3 separate regions of the Mus musculus genome follow, and all the other regions are linked to region 2. The links are chromatin loops, found by intact Hi-C in ENCODE. Cell type or tissue: heart. All regions are shown on one strand.

Region 1 (4,000 bases), 68 kb before region 2:
CCCTACCCAGACCTCATCACCACCCCTCCCTAAGAGCCATGGGCAACCCAGTTGCTCTCCTTTCAGAAGCTGGGAACAGAGAGTAAGTACAAATAGAACCTGGATGTCAGGGTGAGGGGTGACGACAAAGCACAGACTTAAAGTTCCAGGTAGAGTAAGTCTACCATGAGCAAAATGGAAGGGGCATGAGGAGGCTATGGTGTCCATCAGTAATTCCAAGACCCACACTGCCAACTTAAGACCAGCAACAGCCCAGAGGCTGAGGGTCCTTGGTGGTCTGCACATCAGGATTTCCTGAGCAGGCCCTGGGACCCCAGCATGGGCTTCCACTGAACTTGTCTCTGGCGTTTGCTTGGAGCTTTGGTTTTATCTCTTGTGGTATTTTTTTGTTGTTGTTATTTTTGTCTTCCAGAGTGGAACACTTAAGGAACCGGACTCCAGCAAGACCCCTCCTCAGCGGCCACCTCCCCAAGGTTGTTTACAGTATATTCTCGACTGTAATGGCATTGCAGTAGGTCCAAAACAAGTCCAAGCTTCTTAAAGCGATCAGTAGTTAATTTTCAAAACAGAAAACTTAAGCCAAAAATAAAAAGAAGAGAAAAGAAAGGAAGGCAGGGAGGGGAGCGGCAGATGCTCCGCAGTACACTGCTGTGTCCTCTCAGTGCTGACTGGACTGTTTCTCCTATGCAGTGTCAGCCCCCTGTCTGGTTGTTTACCTGTCCCTGTTTGTGCTTGTAATGCTTCTACGTTCTTCTGTATAATGTGTGGTTCCAGGGCTGTTTGTTAACAGTGTACAAAAGAATCGTGCCTCTCTTAAGTCCAGTGGGACTGTTTTCTGGGTGGTTTGATCGTGTTTTTAAAGCATCACATTATGAGGGGTGAGGTCCTAGCCCTGGGGTGGTTGGGAGAAACAGCCACTACAAAGAGGCCCAGCTTCTCTCCTCTTCCCTCAGGCTCAGCCTCACCTTCTCGCACTTACCTCCACGAGTGCTTGGGTCTTCATTGAACTGTGTTTAACTTCCTCCCTGCATGACTAGGGTAAATAGATAGCACTTCTAAGAGATTTCCAAGGTCTACTTTTCATAGTTCCACCCAGTGAACTTGAAGGCATCCATCTCTTTCTCTATTCGCTACAGTCTGGTGCAGTTCGAGTGTGTGTGAATAAGCTGGCTGTGCCTGTAGAGCTCTTGTGTTTTTAGTGACGAAATACAAAGAACCAGCTGCTTTCAGGAATGTGTTCCATAATTTATACCCCGTGTACCCTTCGTTTTTACTATTAATTAGCTACAAGATAAAAAAAAAAAATAAGGGGCCGCCGATGTGCAATATCTAAGTGATCTCGTGTTTTCCGTATGTTGATCTCAGTGCCTGCAGTTGTTTCTTTGTTGCTGTTTCTAAGTTGGCTGTGTGTGCTTCTGTGGAACTAGGCTGCCGTGTATTCCTCAAAGCTTGACTTATAGACAGAGCTGATTCTCCAGCAGTGTTGGACAGAGAACACAGGGAGTGCCCAGTCTCAATAGTCTCAGAAGGTGACCATTCCCCAGGCTTCTTAGCATGAGACCAGATCAAATATATATGTCTCCTGCCACCTGAGGGGGTGTTCTGCCTATATAGCTCTGGGCCTGACCGCCTTAGTTCTCAGCCTTTGACCTCTTTGGAGACCCCAAACCAGGGAGCTTTCTGGAAAAAACCCTGCTTGAGATGTAGGTGGCATGTTGGGCTGAGGCACGAGGCCTTGGAGAACCATTGCTAGTTTATTTGTCCTTCCTTGTGACAAGGAGCCCTGGACAGATGACCTAGTTGTTAATTAAGCCAGAATTTGAGAGTCAGTACCTCATCTTGCCATCTGTGGGCAAGGCTGGGAATGGTTCCGAGTCACCTTCTCTAGTCCCCAGCCCGTACGGAAGCTCACGGCATCAGTCTGCCTTTTAGAAGAAATGCTTCTGGCTCTACTGTTACATTCCCCACCTTTGCGGTGACATGGCTGGGTTCTGGACTACCAGGTCTGAGGAGTGAGCAGGATTGGTTAGATGTCATTGAGTCAAGGGGCACATGCCCTGGTTTCTCTTTGGTTTCTGGAAAATTCTGACACTCTCGAGAAAGACATACAGTCTAAGTGCCGTCATCTGTGACCCTTCCCTTAGCTGAAGATGGTATTCAGTCAGTTGTAAATATACACACATATGCATATGCACTTCCAGGTAGGTTAAGAATCAGGACCTTAAACACCTCCTGGTCTAAAGAAATGTTAGAAGAGAATACAGGAATTTCCCAGGATGGAGGAATACATTTTTGTTTGTTTGTTTGTTTTTTAATTTTTTGTTCAAGTGGTGAGCTGATGGTGGTATTGCTTCTCTGCATGTTATCAGTGTATTACATCCAGGTGCTTTTCATGTGACATTTGTGAGCCACTAATATAAAGTTGCCATTTGAATTCAGTCAGGCTACAGGGTGGTATCAGCCAAGGCCTCTCAGGTGGGGGTTAGAAGCTGATTACAGCTCCCACTGCCACTCGAAAGCAGATAGCAGCACCTGACTATCACGTGCCCTCAGGCAGCATGCTAAGGGACAACTCTGTGGCCTGGGGGACACTTTTGTCACAGTGTAGGGTTTCTGTTCAGGTGTTTCGTTCCCATTTCTTTTCCAGTGTTGTCCCCCTCTTTTGTACTGACCCGGCTGGGAGCCCCTCAGCCATGCTGGAGATGTGACAAAGCATCTCCCTTTTGTGATTCTCTTGTACAGCTCAATGTGCAATAAAGGAAAAGTTATATCTGTCTTCAGTGTTAAGTTGTAAAGTTTCTGGCTGTTCGATTACCTCTGTACAGGTGGGAAAGCACTCAGGTTTATGATACAGGAGGCTGAGCTATCAACCTGAATTACTTGACCAGAAACGACCCAGTGGTAATGCTAACGAAGTCTTGGTGTCAGGCTTCAGGAGGCAGAAGCTGGTTATCCGATTTGGCTTTGAACTCCTTAAATACGTAGAATTCCACATATTTTACATATGTACTTTAGTTCTGTGTAGTGTAACTTACTATTCATTGGTGACTGATGATAAAGGGGAGCTCATGCCACATAGAGGGGAAATGAGCTGGTAACCCCGGGTGTAGCATAGACACACTTCTGCCTCTGCAGAGGACATGGGGCGCTTTGCTGTCTACCAACCTAACAGAACCAGTCTTGGCTGCAGCAGGCCCATGAGCTTAAACTCTGGGATTGAGGTGAGAAACTGGATTTTCCATATCAATTGGAGTCATTCTCACCAGTCAGTGTGTATCTGTGGGGTCTTTTTGACTTCAGAGATGTGCAGAATCCCCTTCTGAAAGATAGGAACTGATACCACACTTTCTGTCCTTCACCGCCCCCACCCCCCAGACAAAGGAGGGCTTTTTGTCTCAACAGGCCATCTATCTGATGGCTCTGTGTCTCATATTGGGTGAAAGGTGTGTGGTTATTAAGGGGCTGTTTGCCAGATGGTGCTCACAGCATCCCTGGGGGAGACTAAGATTTGGATGTCTGGAGAATTTCCCCACACACCTGAGTGGTTTGTCATGCCGGGGCCCCTGAGGATGGCACTCAGGCAAAGAGTGCCTGGGAAGAAAGGGCTGATCCCGGTCGTGGGAGTTAACCCTCCAGTGAAGCCCAGGTGGGATGGCTGTGGCAATAAGGCACCTGCAGGCTTGGAGCAGGATGAAGGGCAGAGCCATGGAAACAGTGTCAGGCACTGGTGATCTGAAAGCCCAGAATCCTTTCTGAACAACTTTTTCATCTGTTATCATCTTTGAAACAACTGCTATCTTTAAAACACAATGGTAGGACTTTTAGGTGGTTTGTGGTCCCGAGAAGCTTGGTGTCTTGCTGAGGGAGGTGTTACTCATGTTTCTGAGGTGTTCTGATTCCTAGTCTCCTGTTTGTCCCCTGACCTCTCTCCTGCATTGTGTATGTGGAATCTGGGGCTCTTAGGAGGCCTCAGAGCAGGGTGGCCTCTTCTGAGTACGTC
Region 2 (4,000 bases):
ATGTTTGCCTGTGTGTGTGTGTGTGTGTGTGTGTGTGTGTGTGTGTGTGTGTGTGTGACATGTGTGCAGTGCATGAAGATGCCAAAAGATGGCATCAGATCCTCTGGGACTAGAGTTACAGATATTTGTGAGCTGCCATGTGGGTGCTGGGAATTGAACCGTCATCCTCTGTAAGAGCAACAAGTGCTCTTAACCACTGAGCCATCCCTCCAGTCCCTCGTGTATCTATTTTTTAAACCAATGACTATAAACATTTCAGAGGACAAAGTCCTTATGTAGTAATAAAAATAACTTCTAAATGTCTTAACTGAGGTGCGCATGTATTCAAATTCCATCATCCACATGCCCGGTTATCTGAGAAGTGTTGCAAATGACGAAGCACCAACGGTGAGAAGCCTGTGTAGGGTCATTGAATTTAGAAAGAGGTCTGGAAAGGAGCCAATAAAGTCCTTGGCTTTAAATAAGATCCTGGTGACATGTTTCATTTTGCTTTCTGAGATTAATTAATTATGGGAAAAGTCTTAGCATTTATTTAAAGGGTCACATGGGAAAAGTTATCCACTAGGAAAGGCCTGGCCTGAGACTGAGGGGCATTTCCAAAATGAGATGATTGACCTGTGGAAAGTTACTAGGAAAGAAATAATGTCTAACATTCGTGGTTTCCAAATTAGAAGGGAAAACTTATTTTTGAGGCCACTGTTGTGTTTGAACCTTTATACACTTTTCTGAGGGGAAGATCACGGAGAGCTCTGGAAATGAAAACTTTTCTGAGTTGTTTGTTATCTAGCAAGACGCTGGACTCATGCATGTAATTGGATTGTTATGTATTATAACACATATGGAAAGGTAGTAGGTTATACCCTCAGACATATAAATGGAAAAGAGAATATTCAGGACAGGCTCAGGCAGTGATGCACACGGGAATGGAAAGACTGAGAATAAAACTAAATGAAGACAAAAGAAAAACAAAACATTTTACCATGCAGGAACTGGTTCCAACAAGGCCTGGAAACATTTGTTAAGACCCCTGCAGAAGGGGGCAAAACCCTACTTGCTGCTCTTGCAGAAGATGGAGTTTAGTTCCCAGTACCCATAGTCTCATAGGCACTGCATCCATGCAGTGAGCACACACACATAAAAGAACAGTAAATAGATCTTTTTAGTTCTGTTTTATTGTTTTTAATTGTGTGTGTGTGTGTGTGTGTGTGTGTGTGTACATCTGAATGAAGGTGTCCATGGAGGACAGAGGTACTATGTCTCCTGAAACTGGAGTTACAGGCAGTTGTGGACTGCTGGATGTAGGTGCTGGGACTGGAACTCTGGTCCTTTGCAAGGGCAGTACATGCTCTTAACGGCTGAGCCATTGCTCCAGCTTTCAATGTGTTCTTTAAGATCCCTGAGAAACGAGAAGTCCTTTTTACTTGTTTGCTCTTTGGGGATAGGCTCTCACCATGTAGCATGGGATGACCTCAGAGCCACCCTCCTCCTCCCTCTGTGCTAATAAAAAAGAAGTTGTAAGGCCCAGCCACCTTTTCTTGATCATCGCATGTTGTTAGATGCGTGTTCATTATATCAGTAAACCCCCCCACATGGATAACTCACAACAATGCAGCAATGATAATTTTTAAAAAGAAGTTTAAAATGCAAGGTCAGGACTAAGTCTTGGTTTCTCTTCTATCTATAAACCTGGAAAGAGTTTTATATACTTTATTCCCTCTTTTTTTTTTTTTTTTTTTTCCCCAAGCTGAAGAACGTTTGAGCAATTTTTCTACCATGACATATACCTAACAAATTATCTCAGGGGTTGGGAGATACACAAGCAAAAGATCTCTTCAGGGAGCCAAACTCCAACTTGTCTTCCCTTCACTTCTCCTCTTTCGTCTGAGGTTTGAAGAAAATAAACATAATGACCAAGTCACATGTCTGTCACATCCCCAGATTCTCTGTCAGCTTCCCTTTTTATCGCTTGCCTTTCTCCCCTGTCAGAATTCTTTTACAACTTCCGAATCATTTGTAAAGGTCATAGTCACAGTTTGTCCCACATTAGCAACTTTTGCTTAAAAATTGCTTTAGTCATAATTTGACACCCGCACTTAATTTTTTTTTTTTTTAAACACTAAGTATCTCTTTGGCCGTCTGCTTGCAATTTCAAATTTTGCAGCTCTCCTCAGAGATCATCTCACACTTTCCTAAGAAAAAGATTCTCCCCACCTTGTCAGACCCAGCCTCCGGTTGTGTTCTGCAAAACTTTCTCCCTGCTTAAAAGTTAGCAGTGAAATAAAAACCTGTGGGGAAGACCTCCTCCGCGACGACTGACCCGCAGATTCTAGCAGATTTGTGCCAAGAACAAAACTTTCACTTTTATGCACAGTGGGGAACTGACTTCCCTGCCTTTCCCTAATTTAGGGTGAGTATTTATTCAGCGGCTGCATTTTGTTGGCGGTGCATGGGGATACAGGTGCAGTTCCTTTCTAGATTTCGCATTGTCTGGAATGTTCCACGCTGTGGTCCAAAATATACTTTGCGTTCCCCAAATGAGAGGAAGAGCTTGGAGGACTAGGTGATTTTCACTAAAACTGGTGCTGAGTTTGAGCTTCTCTAACGCTGGTCAGTGTCTGCCATGTAACCAATGGGATGGGCTGACCCAGCTTAGACTTTTGCTGGTTTACAAACTCTAGAACTAAAAGCTGAATTTCTCCAAAATTCAAAAACTGTCAAGAAAAGAAAAAATCACCTGGACTCTGTGGCCCAGAGTGAAGAGCTTTTACACAATGAGGCTTTGTTTGGCTTGAGTTTCCAGTGCATTGAAAATCCGATAAAAGTTCCTGTGCTGCTTGTGACTGTTGTCCTACAGGGCCTCTGTGCTGGCGGGGCGGGGCGGGGCGGGGGCAGGGGTGGGGGAGGGTTGTGAGATACTATTTCCCCCTCACAAGCTGCCCAGGATTTGCTTATGTAAAATCCAACGGGTAGAGGACACTTCAGGAATAAAAGTAGATGGTCTGAGCGTGACAATGGTTTGTGCAAAGTGACAGTGCACAAGCCGATGGCTCGGCGCAGCGAGTTCAAGTTGCTTGAGCAGATCTTTGAAAGGAATTAATCGTCCCACTTGTTCCTATGAGTCCTCATGAGGATTTTCTACATTTTAATCTCAAAGGTTAGTTATTGGTGGACAAGCACTCAGAAAAGTATTAAGAGTATTGAGAAATGGTCCCCGGTGGGTTTAAATCACGAGCGCTATTTCTTATCTTCCAATACCGGTTAGGTTTCAGTAAGATCGTAACAAAGTCTTTCCATCGAAATGTTACCAGGATATAATAGTGACCAATGCCTGAGGAATCACAAGTGTATTGGCTCTCTTCAGACAACGCACTCAGCTTCTAGGCTGTCATATCTCCAGTCTTTGGTATCAGCTATTCCAAGAAAGCAGATCCGCTCATATCTTCTAAGACAGACAACTTACTTTGTGAAGATATTGAACTTCATTCCTGACTTCCATTGAAGTGGAAATTGGTAGATGTTTTTAGTCTTTTTTTCTTCTTCTTTACTTTTGATGCTTGACTCCCTGCCTGTATGGATAGTCATGAGGGACTACCTTCAACTTGAGCATTTTCTTCACAATTTTCAATCAGATTTATCAAAATGACATCACATGTTGCCCTTTGCCCTCCATTCTTTCCCTACCCCTACATATCAGCTAATTCTGTAAGCTGGGAAATTTTTTTTTTTTTTTTGCATGGGTCTAGAAAAAGAACACAGAGACACTGTTGCCAACTATCAAGGAGTACATGGAGGTGGTATTTTTGTAAGTGTCCTGCAGATGTGGAGGGCGGTTCCCACATGAATATCGTTTGGTTTCTCAGGCAGTTTGTGGCAGAAATTAACACGATCTCCCTCCCACAATACAAAAAATAATGTCACAAAGGTGAATCTTAGATACATATTGACAATAAAGAGCTGAAAGGACACGGTGGGCGAAAGTCCTAACTAACTTGAAAAATAT
Region 3 (4,000 bases), 110 kb before region 2:
CTAAAGATATTCTTTTCCTTGAATAACAAGAGTTATATCTAGACGCCTCTGCTCGTTTTAGTAATAAGGGGAGATGTTTTATTACCTGGCCCGTTAAGGAAGCTGCAAGCTGTTAAACTCCCATGGATCCCCAGCTGCTAGGCTTATTAAGAAAATGTTACAATGGGGGGAAATTGACAACACAGGCAATACAGATATTTTTAGTTTGTGCTGCAAGGGTGTACATCTTGGGTTCTGTTTAGGATTGAGCACAAGGGTATGAATCTGGATTATTTTATAAGATTGTCAATCAGAAATCCATGCTAAGTGCTTACTCTGTTGCCGTCTTATGTAAGGGATAGTATGAGAAAACCAAGGTAGGTGAAATACATTTCCAAACTTTCAAACTTTGTTAGGAGGGAAGTAGTTTGATAATTCTGTAAGAAGCTGTGTCCATTTCTTGCATCAGGAATTCTACAGAAATTATTTCCCATGTCTACATATTAAAATGTAAACCATGTAGCACCAGTGAGGCAAAGCCAAGAATGTGGAGATCTACTCACTAGTAAACATCCATTAAGCCACCATATAGAGAGAGCCTTCCATGCAGCTGTTACAGGGATCCCACTGCTGGGTGCATAAAAGCCTATCACTGAGACACACTCTGGAGAGAAAATTAAGGCCCGAAAAAGTTTTTGTAGCAAGATGCCATATGTGTGTGCTTAGAGCACACAGTCATGTTTACACCCCCACCCTACTTGGGAGGGCATGCTGGCAAACGACAGCGGGATTGTATGTGTTAAGAGATGAATGGAAAAATGGACCATTTACATTTTTATCATTTTATGTAGTTTTTGAATATGGATTGAATAATTTAGCAATATAAACAACTTTGGTATTATTTGTTTAAATATAGGATTCTTTCCAAAGGCCACCCAGCCAGGAAAGGGTGCAGCCAAGGCTGCAGAGCATCTGTCCTCTGGATCCTTGCACACTGCTTCCTGCTAGCACCCCCTTAAGTTCAGGAGGTGTTTCTGTCATTTGCTAGTAAGTTATAGAACTTATTCCATTAAATTATTTCTAGAAAACTAATCAGAAGGTCCAGGGCCCAGCTGCTTCAACAATGTGTTCATCCTCTAGAAGAGGGGTTTGCACCTTGTCTGTTACCATCTTGGCTCTTTTATGATGATAACATTGTAGCTTAGCCAGGAAAAAATCAGTGACCCTGAACTAGGAAACACAAACCGAGATTTCCAACAGCACAAATTACCTTAAGGAAAAGGCATTAGGATAGCTTGCGAGGTTGGGGTGGAGGAAAGGCATGAAAATAGTTCCATTAGCCAACTTGGTCAGTGGGCAGGTGCAGGAAGTGGCAGATAATCCCAGCCAAGATCTATAAATATACCCCAGTATCACTATTCAAAACCCACAAAATAAATGAGCAAGTTAGAAAACTTGGCAGCATGTAGAATCTAGATGCAAACCCTCAGTTCTCAGTTAACTCACGATGTTTTCTGTGAGTCGGCATGCTGTTGAACTGTTTGGGGTTTCTGTTTCCCCAGCAGTCCAGTGGTCAGGAAGCATTCTCTCTTAGCTCCTTCACAGAGTTGTGAGAAACTAGTATGTCAAAGAACAACCTTTGAAAGTGCTAACCTTCACAGGGAATGAAGGTCTCTGACACTAATCTTACAGAAAAGCTATTTGAGACTTGAAGGTAGGAGGAAGCATCAAGAGAGCATTTGTGATAGCAGTGCAGGCATACAACCAAAGAAAAGCCATCTTGTTGGTCATTTATTTTAGTTCGGCTTATGATTATAAGCAAAGACTGACTGAGCCCAGTATCTGCAGAGCAGTGACAGTGCCATGCATAGACAGAACTGTCAAGAGAGTGGCATGTGCTACAGGGGCATGCTGAGCTATGAATGTTGATCAGGGCCCTGGAAGCAAACTGATGTGAAACTTAGGAAGGAATTAGGGCAGAGGTGGGGGTTGGACTTAGTGATCCAACTCCAGGATGGCCCAGTGCCTCAGAGGAGCAATTTCAGGGTGGCCAGGGACTTGGATAGCACAAATGACAACTTCCTAGAACGGTCTGTTCCAGAATCCATAGAGCAAAGGAAATAGCCTGGCCTTATCCTGAGTAAGTTGACAGGAACCAGGAAAGGAAGTATTTGTGGTGGGACAAGTACTTATAGCATCATTAAGTCTCTTCTGAGTAGAAAAAAATGGGAAAAAAAACTTGGTGCAGCACATGTGGTAAGTCAGTTTCCATGGCGTGGGAGAGCGGGAGGAACACAGCAGCAGAGGAAGATGGTGCTGGGTGGCATGGGGCACTGCACTCAGGGTCCTGTGTGGCTGTGCCACTAACATGCTAATGACCTTGGAAATGTCATTTTCTTCCTGAGAATTTTGAATTTTTTTTTTTTTGTTTCAAAGAGTTTTCTTCCTATCTGGTCAGTTATTATGAGGATTAAGTATTCTTTTAAAACAAACAAACAAACAAACAGGCCGGGCAGTGGTGGCACACGCCTTTAATCCCAGCACTTGGGAGGCAGAGGCAAGCAGATTTCTGAGTTTGAGGCCAGCCTGGTCTGCAAAGTGAGTTCCAGGACAGCCAGGGCTATAAGAGAAACCCTGTCTCAAAACAAACAAACAAACAAACATTTTAAAAATTATATAATTTCTTTATTTACATTTCAAATGTTAACCCCTTTCCTGGCTTCCCCTCCAAAAACCCCTATCCCTTCTCCCTCCCCCTGCTCACCAACCCACCCACTCCTGCTTCCTGGCCCTGGCATTCTTCTACACAGGGGCATGGAACCCAAGGACCAAGGGCCTCTCCTCCCATTGATGTCTGACTAGGCCATCCTCTGCTACGTATGCAGCTGGAGCCATGGGTCCCTCCATGTATACTCTTTGGTTGGTGGTTTAGTCCCTGGGAGCTCTGGGGGTACTAGTTGGTTCATATTGTTGTTCCTCCTATGGGGCTGCAAACTCCTTCAGCTCCTTGAGTCCTTTCTCTGGCTCCTTCATTGGGGACCTTGTTTTCAGTCCAATGGATGGCTGTGAGCATCCACCTCTGTATTTGTCAGGCACTGGTAGAGCCTCTCAGGGGACAGCTATGGATTAAATATTCTTATAAGCAACTAGCATACAGCTCCTAGAACACAATGCAAAATAAAATATTGGTGTATTCCTTTATTTTGAGAAGAGGTTCAGAAAACCTCCAATGGAACAAGCCAGTTGGGAATGTAGAGCTCAGGGGAAAAGCAGGCATGATTTAGTCTACTAGGCGCAGGTACCCAGCCCATCTTTACAAACAGAGAACAAAGCCAAAATAGCAGAGAAGAAAAATCTTATAGAGGGAAGGAAGATTAGAGGCAGGAAAGAGAAAATATAACTGTGCAAGAATGTAGTCTCCTCATACAGGCCTGATGCCGTTAATGCATAGGATGAAGTTCCTCTCAACCTGACAGATTGGGAAGACACTGGACTGCATAACTCAGCATCACTTGTTTTCCCTGTGATACAGGCTGAGTTTTATGTTTGGTTGTAGCTGTTTTCCTTGGTTGTCAGCTCTCCTGATATGTATATGAAGAAATCAAGCATTAATAGCAATCTCTCTCTCCTCTCTCCTCTCTCTCTCTGTCTCTCTCTCTCTGTCTGTCTCTCTCTCTCTCTCTCGTTCATTCTGTTCTGATTCCATCTTTAAAAGAAAGAAAGATTCCTCTCTTTATCCCAACCACTGTGTCCCCTCCCCCCTCCACTCCTCCCAGCTCTCAGCTCTCTCACCTCACTTCTTCCCCATATCTGCTTCCCCTCCATCTCCCATCACAAAAGAGCAGGCCTCCAAGAGACAATAACCAAACAGAACAAAACAAAAAGGCAAGGCAAAAGTCCTTACACTGAAGCTGGAGAGGCAACTAAACAGAGGAAAAGACTCTAAAGAGCAGGCAAAAGAGTCAGAGACACACCCGCTCCCACAGTTAGGAGTTCCACACAAACACCAAGCTAATAGCAA

Evidence for each region. Hi-C counts contacts between places; a loop is a spot of excess contacts. Peaks named below come from ENCODE experiments on the same cell type or tissue, not always from the same donor. Only the 100,000 strongest peaks of a DNase experiment are listed, where the experiment ranks them.
Region 1: it touches region 2 in a loop (6-fold over the local background); 5 of 42 quality-filtered maps call a loop at or near these places.
Region 3: a loop joins it to region 2, with 2.6 times the contacts of the local background. A loop is called at or near these places in 2 of 42 quality-filtered maps.

What each region holds. Positions count from the first base shown.
Region 1 is chr6:115,273,784-115,277,783 of GRCm38, forward strand. Syn2 (synapsin II) reads left to right here. Exons shown (of 13, transcript NM_001111015.1): 11 at 413-473. Among named protein-coding and RNA genes, the nearest start is that of Timp4, 24 kb to the left of the region's middle. In heart, no CTCF peak of the experiment used is centred here; no DNase peak of the experiment used is centred here; H3K27me3 peaks cover 3,677 bases.
Region 2 is chr6:115,341,852-115,345,851 of GRCm38, forward strand. No RefSeq gene overlaps it. Among named protein-coding and RNA genes, the nearest start is that of Gm38878, 18 kb to the left of the region's middle. In heart, no CTCF peak of the experiment used is centred here; a DNase peak (open chromatin) is centred at 2,450.
Region 3 is chr6:115,230,717-115,234,716 of GRCm38, forward strand. The region is part of intron 1 of Syn2 (synapsin II); the gene reads left to right. Among named protein-coding and RNA genes, the nearest start is that of Timp4, 19 kb to the right of the region's middle. In heart, no CTCF peak of the experiment used is centred here; DNase peaks (open chromatin) are centred at 85, 1,345 and 2,045; H3K27me3 peaks cover 3,594 bases.